2 separate regions of the Mus musculus genome follow, and region 1 is linked to region 2. Evidence: chromatin contacts called from ENCODE Hi-C or POLR2A ChIA-PET data. All regions are on one chromosome and are shown on one strand. The core of a region is the stretch at or near the end of the contact, and the rest is flanking DNA. Distances in the headings are between cores, read along the strand shown. Region 1 has its middle 46 kb from the start of Eef1a1. Region 2 holds the start of Dppa5a (developmental pluripotency associated 5A).

Region 1 (4,211 bases), core at 242-2,741, 160 kb before region 2:
TTAATCCCAGCACTCGGGAGGCAGAGGCAGGCGGATTTCTGAGTTTGAGGCCAGCCTGGTCTACAAAGTGAGTTCCAGGACAGCCAGGGCTATACAGAGAAACCCTGTCTCGAAAAACCAAAAAAGAAAAAGTCTCAAAAAACAAAATTAATGTTATTAGTGTTATTTTTTATAATGACTACTGAGATTTAACTCACATCCCACCCAACTCACCTTTTGAAAGTGTATAGCTAAAATCGGGGTTGTGGCTCAGGGCAGAATGTTTATCAGGCACGTGGAAGGCACTGTCTGGCGGCACGAGCCCAGCACCGCACACAGTGCAGAATTCAGTGGCTTTTCTTACCCTGTCCTGCCATTTTGCTTTATCCACTTATCCCTGGGGGGACTTAGGGTTCTCTAGTTCGAGGACGTTGTTAATAAAGCTGGTGTGAGTTGCTAAGAGACAATTCAGTAGATAAAGATGCTTGCTGAAGCCGGGCGTGGTGGTGCACGCCTTTAATCCCAGCACTCGGGACGCAGAGGCAGGCGGATTTCTGAGTTCGAGGACAGCCTGGTCTACAAAGTGAGTTCCAGGGACAGCCAGGGCTACACAGAAAAAACCTGTCTCGAAAAACAAAAAAAAAAAAAAAAAAAGATGCTTGCTGAAAAGCCTGAGTTCCATCCCAGGCACCACGAGAGGAGGGACTCTCATCACACACACACACTACGTAATTTAGAAATGATTTTTTTTAATAATGCTGATAAGTACACTCATGTGTAGACATTCTGTATTCCCAAAACAAAAACTATTAAGACAGACCAAACAAAACGTTAAAAGCATTTGTGAATAGTGAAGGAGGGATTAGGTTTTCTCTTCTAAATTTTCATTTTATCTTGTTGAGACTGGGTCTCCTACATCCAAGGCTGCCCTTCAGTCCCTGACCTTGCTGCTTCCACCTCACAAAAGCCAAGACCTCAGGCCTGTGCCACCAGAACTCCTTTATTTAACTAGAATGTTTGGAAATTAAAAAGAAAAATCAATCATGGGGGGGGGGGGCGGGGGGAGGACCGTCAGGGTCAATCTGGAACTGACTAAAGGCTAAGAAAGCCAAAGCAGGCCTCTCTGGCGCTGGGCTTTAAGTGCCTGCACCCTCGGGCATCGCCGGTTTGGCTAGGCTGTAAAGTGGCACTGTGGGACAAAGTGGCACTTGTTGATATTCACGGCAGCCACGGGCCTTGCCAAATGGCTGATTTACTTTGCCTGGAGTTTGTCCCTCAGCTCTGCCTCTTCCTACACTCTCTTACCCCAGTATAAAGCCCTTCTTTTTTAATGTTTTTTTTTTTCTAATAACCACATTTTTCTATTTTGAAACAGTTTCAGGAAATCCAAACTGGCCTCAAACTGACTCTGTAATGAGGGCTGGCCTGGATCCCCCTGCCTCCACCTGGCGGCAAGTGCTGGGATTGCAAGCATGCCACACCACGCCCAGACAGTCATTCATTCACGCATTCGTTATTTATTTACTTATTTTAATAATTTAAGTCCGTGTGTGAAGGTCAGAAGACAGCTTATTGAAACCGGTTTTCGGTTTCCGCCTTCCCAAGGGACTGAACCCAGGTCTTCAGGCTTGATAGAAGCTCCTTTACCCTTGGAGCCACCGAGCCTGTCCAAAGATTTTTAAGAGAACTATTTTTAAAACACACAAACGCTCTTCTCTTCTGACGCTTGGGACTTACGACAGGTTCCATGCCGCACTCACCTTCCGCGTGAATTTTTTGACACCCCCCCCCCGGCCCCCCAGAAACTCGGATTTGCCCCACGGCAGCGGGCGTTTCCCCTGGGGGAGGAGCAAGAAGAGCTTACAGCACTCGGGAAGCACGAGTTTGACTCATGCCTTAGCGGACTCAGGAAACCCGATTAGCAAAACCTAGATTTCTTTGTCTGGAGAAAGGAGATGACTCACAGAAACCACGTGCAAAAGAAAGGCATTTAAAAGGGCTCGATGGAAAGTCACTGCGGGCTGGGGAGCCCCTGGCGTCACCCGCCCGCGCTCCCGCCTCTGGCCGCTGGAGGCAGCAGGGTCACGAGGCAAAAAGACTTTCCTGACCCTTGCTTCTCAGTTTTTGTTCTAAAAGGCAATGTTAGCTCCTAACCGCAATTCTGGCCAAGTGTGGTGACTTTGAAACCAAACCTGGAGCCACAATGTTGTTAAAGAGCCACGTTGTTATTAAGTCTCCATACCTTACAAGAATAAATTTGTTTCCTAAGCCTAATAATGTATTCTACAAACCATGTTTTTCAACCTGTGCTTAACTTGTAACCCCATGATGTATATACCCTTTGTAAATCCCTTTGCCTTGCTAAACCCCTGAATCTGTAAGCTATGATTGCCCTTTTGCCTTACGGAAATGTTTTTCCAGATACCTTGATGAGTGCCCTTCCACACCCCACAGACTGCCTTAGGTCCTGAGTAGCCCCTCTCCTCCACCACCATGTCCCCACCCCAACTTCTATGTCCAGGGGCTAACAGCCAATTATCTCAACAGCTCTTCTCTATCAACCCTAACCCTTCCACATATAAGAGACCTCAAAAGCCAGTGAGGGGATGTTCTGAGACCCGAACTTAGGGAAAGTGCACAGTCTAAACACAGCTTGCTTTAATCAGACAGTCGTCGAAATAGTTTTTTTCTCCGGTCTAAGGTTGACCCACATTTTAAACCCCAACACTAGGAAGGCACAAAGGGCCATTTCTGTGGATTCCAGGCCAGCCTTGTGTACATAGCAAATTACAGCCCAGGCTACATAGACCCTGTCTCGAAACAATATTGCCTTTAATCCCAACTCTAAGATCAGGTGTTGAAAGTCATCCTCAACTACATAGTGAGTTTGAGACCAAAACTGCAGGGCCCCATACACAGAATAGGAGCCTGGCATGGTTACATATGTCTACAATACCCAAGTGTAAACAGGTGAAGTTAGAAGACTGCAAATTTGTGGCTAGCCTGGACTACAAATAGAAACCACGTCTCAAAATGGAACAAAATCAAGAACTCCACCTCTGAAACCTTTGGCCCCATTCCCACTATAGCTGAAGGCCAGCATGGATCTCAGTACAGAACTGGCTTTTCTGCCAAGAACAGGGACTTCAGAAAGAAGTTGGCTGAGGCCTGGAAGTTAGAAGGTGGTTCCTTAAAAATGCAGTCAGTTGTTTAATAGAGAATTTGCTGTCTTTGGGATTTCTCCTGCAGAACTTTCGAGGAGTAGAGAAGCTTCAGCCAATATTGAGAAAGCCAATAGAAGTCAGACATGGTGGATGGACCATTCCTGCAATCCTAGCACTTGGGGTGTAGAGAAAGGTGTGCTAGCTCAGAATCAGCTAGGACTACAGTCTTAGGCCAGCCTTGGTAGATAGCAAGACCCAGGCTCAAAAAGAACTAATTTAGCTCACGGCTTTAATTGCAGCCCCTGGAGGCAGAGGTAGGCAGATCTCCTTGAGTTCAAGGCCAGTCTGGTCTACAGCTGGAGCTCCGGGACAGCCAATGACGTGTTAGAATGGCGGGTAGCCGCTCAACAGCACACTAGGCCAAAGCAGTTCAGCGTGGAAAAGGTTCTATTGGAAGGGAGAGACAAAGTAGTGGCAGAGAGAGAAGAAGAGGGGGAGAAAGAAAAGAGGGGGAAGAAAGAGCGAGGAAGGGATGTTCTCCTTATTTATATGGAAAATGACATAACAAGTAAGGGTGGGAGGTGAGCCAAGTGAATGCTGGGAAGATGGTGCCCGTTGTCTTGGCAACCGGTCTGGAGGTTGCAGGTCGCGCTGTGGCCTATGTGATATCATAGGTTTGGAATGTCCTGATGCCAACATACCTCCCTTCTTGTTATTATAAAGAGAAGGGAAGAAAAAGGGTGTGGGAGCAGGGCGTGGTGGCGCACGCCTTTGATCCCAGCACTCGGCAGGCGGATTTCTGAGTTTGAGGCCAGCCTGGTCTACAAAGAGAGTTCCAGGACATACGGAGAAACCCTGTCTCAAAAGAAAAAAAGAAAAGAAAAAGAAAAAGGGCGGGGGGAGCCGATGGTGAAAAGGGAACGAGGGTGTCGTGTCTCTTAAGCTGCTTCCTGCTGTCTAGGGGTGTCGTCAATTTTGGGGTGTAGTCAATTTTGGGGTGTAGCTGGCTCTCACCATCGGGATCCACTAGACAAACATTCACATCGGGTTCCTCTGTGGACAGCAGCT
Region 2 (4,243 bases), core at 518-3,017:
AACCAAAGAAATTAGAGATGAAGACTTGTAAGTTATGATGGTTTAGACACTCCCCCTCCAAGTGTCTTGTTTTTTTTTGTTTGTTTGTTTTTTTTTTTTTTTAGCAAACTGATACTGTATAGTACATCCATTTTCTCTTTCAATTAAAAAGTCAAGAGATTGGGTGGTGGTGGTGGTGGTGTGAATCCCAATCTTGGAAAACAACAAAAATACCAAGGATGGCTGAGATGGTTCAAGTGGGTAGAGGAACTTGTCCGTAGTTCAAGTTTTAGAACCCACATTGTGGAGGGAAAGAAACAACTTCTAGGTTGTCCTCCACACTAAGCGCATGTAACAGGTTTCAAATCCCAGACAAATGGCTGAGGTGCCTATTTAACACAACAAATGGAACCTGACCTCTTGGCTCTGCCTGCATTCTTCCTCCCCAGAGTCTAGCATATCCTGCCCCCTGCCTACCTAAAACTTCTCTAGTCCAGGGACTGGGCTGCCCTTCCCAGTGCCCTTCCCTATACACTCCACCTATTGTGGTTACCAGGCCTTGGTGTTTACTTTCTTGGCCACTTTGTCCATCATACCTAAGAGTAGTCATGTTCTGTCCATTTTATTTATCTTTTTCATCTATAACCTCCTACACTATATAAATATATATCAAAACTACAGAAGAGTTGAGGGTATAGACACTTGGAGAGAGGTGAGCAGTTAGAAAGGATTACTGCTTTTCCAGGAGATCCAAATTTAAGTCCTTAGTGCCTATGTAGTCCTGTAAGTCTCAGGGATTCTGACCTCTGGCCTCCACACCACCTAAATTGACACCACACAGGTGTTCTTAATGACTGAGCCAGCTCTCAAGTTCCCACTTTTGTTGTTGTGGAAACGGGGGTCTCCACAGCACAGCCTCGCCTGGCTTTGAACCCAGGCTTCTTCTACCTCCCAAGTGTTTACTCCAGACACTCTGTAGACATTTCTAAACAATTTTGTAATGCTGTTCACATTTGTTTATTTTCTTCCTTGCATTGAAATAGTCGTTGAGTCCAGAACATTAGCACATTTAATGCCCTTCTATCTAATTTAAAGGGGGGGGGGCTCTCTCACTCTTTACATGACAATTGACCAGCTTTGTCTCATCTTCTCTATTGTAAAGCATTGCCCTAAGATTTCCAGGCCTGCACATGCCTTTAATCCCAGCACTTGGAGGCAGAGGCAGGCAGATTTCTGAGTTCAAGGCCAGCCTGATCTACAGAGTGAGTTTCAGAACAGCCAGGGCTACACAGAGAAAAACCATCCAAACCAGGGCCTTGAAGGAAGATAGTGGGTACACTTTAAAGACACCTAGAGCTTTAGGTGGAAAGAATAAAATTCCAATTTTCCTTTTCATTTTTATTAAATGACAAGAATCATTGTTGAGTTCTTGGGAGTTGCTTTGGCATCTGACAAAATGAGATCCCAGTATCTGATTCTTTCGGGATGGGAAAAGCTATAGTCTTTTAGAAGTCTTTGAACTTTCCAGCGTGGATTCTCCACTTTTTTGGGGTTCAGACCCCGTCAGTTCCCAGAGGAAGGTCACCAGCACTGACTTCTATTCCCAAGACCCCCCCCCACCCCCACCCCCACCCCCAGATTCGAATACACATACAGGCGACAAACCTAGTTAGCTTGAATCAGGCAGGCGGCCTGCCTTAGTCTCCCCAGGGGCATAGCCTGCGGGAGCCGCCTGGGATTGGGCCCCATAGGAGGCGGGCCCTAGTGGGCGTGGTCTAGTAAAACACCGCCCACACAGGTACTAAAACTTCCTGAACCTGGAGCTGTGGGCCGTGCGTGGTGGATAAGCTTGATCTCGTCTTCCCTGAAGTCTGGTTCCTTGGCAGGATGATGGTGACCCTCGTGACCCGTAAAGATATCCCCCCGTGGGTGAAAGTTCCTGAAGACCTGAAAGATCCAGAAGTATTCCAGGTCCAGTCGCTGGTGCTGAAATATCTGTTTGGTGAGTAGCTACTCTTGACCTCGCTGCCAAGGCCCAAAGCTCCGGGTCTTGGAACTATGCTCATTGCCTTTCCCCGGACAGGCCCACAGGGATCTCGAATGTCTCACATCGAGCAGGTGAGCCAGGCCATGTTTGAGCTGAAGAACCTGGAATCTCCCGAAGAACTTATCGAGGTCTTCATTTACGGCTCTCAAAACAACAAGATTCGGGCTAAATGGATGCTTCAGTCCATGGCTGAGAGGTACCACCTGCGCCAGCAAAAAGGTGAGAGTCTCTAACAGGTGCCCTGAACCAAGGTGCGGTGGAGTAGCCTCCTGCCTCCACCGAGTTTACCTCCCTTTTCACATCTCCACTGCTTGCATCCCTCTGAGGATGCCTTACTTTTGGGCATCACCTGGGACTCCTCCTTGGTCTCTAGGCCGTCTCTGACAACCTTTTGGGAGTTCGGGGGCCCAGACGTAAGTCTTAAGGTGAGAAGGGGTAGGGACTTATCCCTCTGGGCAGGGTTATCTGAGGTAACCCTGCCCCACCCCACTCCCATCTCCAGGTTTCTAGGAGAACGTTAGAACTGGCCCAGTGGAGCCCTGGTTCTAATTAGAGGTCCACAAAAACATGCTTAAAGAGCTGGTGAATCATGCGGCCTTCCTCCTGTTCCATGACACTTAATCCTGTTTGGTGTTTCTCACGCAGGAGTGCTGAAGCTGGAGGAATCCATGAAGACCCTGGAGCTAGGCCAGTGTATCGAGTGAAGCCAGTTTCCAGTCCTTGTGTCTCCGACCTGGATGCAGGTTAAGCTGTGGCCAGTGTTTGGTTCTGGCGGGATTTTTAGCTTTGTTACATCCTAGCAAGATATTCCTGGATCCCTGCTGCGCATTCTGATGTGAATCCCAAGGTTACCACTCTAAATAAAAAATAAAATTGAAGTGATTAAAATGTGCGTCGTCATTAAAATATGAAAAGAGCCAGTACCCTTTTCCCGGTGTCCGTTTGAATCCTTGTAAATGCCTGAACAGATTATAGCCTGTGGAATCTTAAGCTTAGGCATCCACCCTGTTGTGAAACACTGTCTAGTTTGTAACATGGAATGTGAATTGCTGCCTTAGGGGAAGTGGGACTTGTGAGGGTTGAAGAGCCACCAAAGTAGGTTTTCAGTTTACCCTAATTGAGACCAGTTTGATAGTTAACGTGGAATAAATCCCATGTGGGGAGCTTTCTGGCTTTATGACCTAAGGCAAATTGTTTAATCCCTGTTCCTGGTCCATCTTCTTGGGAGGCAGGAGGATATCTGGAGTTCATGACCAGTCTTAACTACAAAGCAAGTTCTAGGCCAGTTTGGGCTAAGTGGGACCCTATCTCCAAACAAAGCTTTGTATGTGATTCTATACATTTAACACCTACGTGTAGGAGACTTAAGAACAAGTACGTGTAGCAAGTGCTATTGACAGCAGTGGGAGAAAACCCTCGTCTGTGGAGAGAAGTCTGTGTTTCCAGCGCATAACTGCTCTCCCTTTTGTGAGCAGTAAGGAAACCGCGATACTGTGGTCTAGCTAAGGCTGACCTCCATCCACCTCACTATCCTCTCCCCACCACTTCCCAAGTGCTGGGAAGGTTAGGCACATGCTGCCACGATCAGCACCTCGTTCAATTAAAAAAAAAAAAAAGCCCAGCTTCCTTTGTCTGCCTTATTAAGGTTTAAGTAATCTCACTCGTGCGTGCGTGCATAATAGGCAGCTTTTTCTGCCCTAGTTTATCCTTCCTTCCCCCAGATACAAGCTTATTTCTTTTGCTTTGTTTTTGTTGTTTTGTATCTAGGTAGGGTCTTAACTCTGTACCCTTAGCTAGCCTGGATCTATACAGTAGATCAGGCTGTCCTTGAACGCACAGAGATTACCCTGCCTTTATCTGCTGAGTGCCAGGAACTGAGAGCACTGGCCGGTTTTGCTAGTCTGAGATGCATATTTATCTCTGTTGAGAGAGCCCCTCCCTACGGTCAGCTTTCTTCTTCCTCCTGGACGCTCACAAACCTGTTGTACTAGCCTCTTATTTGTACCTTTTCTCCACTAGAGTAGGAATCTCCCACTTACTGTGGGTACCTCAGTGGTGTGTTTCTGTATTCATCTCTGGAAATAAGGGTTGAAGGCAGGAATATATGGTTACAACTGTCCTGGACCTAGGTCGAATCAGGATGATAACACACAACAGTGACCAGATAAACACGTTATACTACATTTATTTGTTTTGTTATTCTGTTTTTTGTTCTTG

Evidence for each region. Hi-C counts contacts between places; a loop is a spot of excess contacts on that map. ChIA-PET counts read pairs that join two places held with the same protein, here RNA polymerase II (POLR2A).
Region 1: a map of CH12.LX shows a loop between it and region 2 (2.8-fold over the local background). The contact joins the enhancer-like site here to the promoter of Dppa5a in region 2. A Hi-C loop is called at or near these places in 1 of 37 maps with a recorded cell type or tissue (CH12.LX). POLR2A ChIA-PET finds 5 or more read pairs at or near these places in 4 of 5 experiments (Patski and embryonic stem cell).

What each region holds. Positions count from the first base shown.
Region 1 is chr9:78,525,256-78,529,466 of GRCm38, reverse strand. No RefSeq gene overlaps it. Among named protein-coding and RNA genes, the nearest start is that of Eef1a1, 46 kb to the right of the region's middle. Within about 2 kb of position 1,491, at least 1 of the 3 ENCODE cell types and tissues checked has a DNase peak (open chromatin) inside an H3K27ac peak, as active enhancers do.
Region 2 is chr9:78,365,723-78,369,965 of GRCm38, reverse strand. It overlaps Dppa5a (developmental pluripotency associated 5A), which reads left to right and starts at 1,767. Exons shown (of 3, transcript NM_025274.3): 1 at 1,767-1,981; 2 at 2,063-2,245; 3 at 2,672-2,914. The coding sequence starts at 1,867. The coding sequence ends at 2,730. RefSeq lists an enhancer at 1-1,466 and cis regulatory regions at 1-1,630, 1-1,630, 4,148-4,243.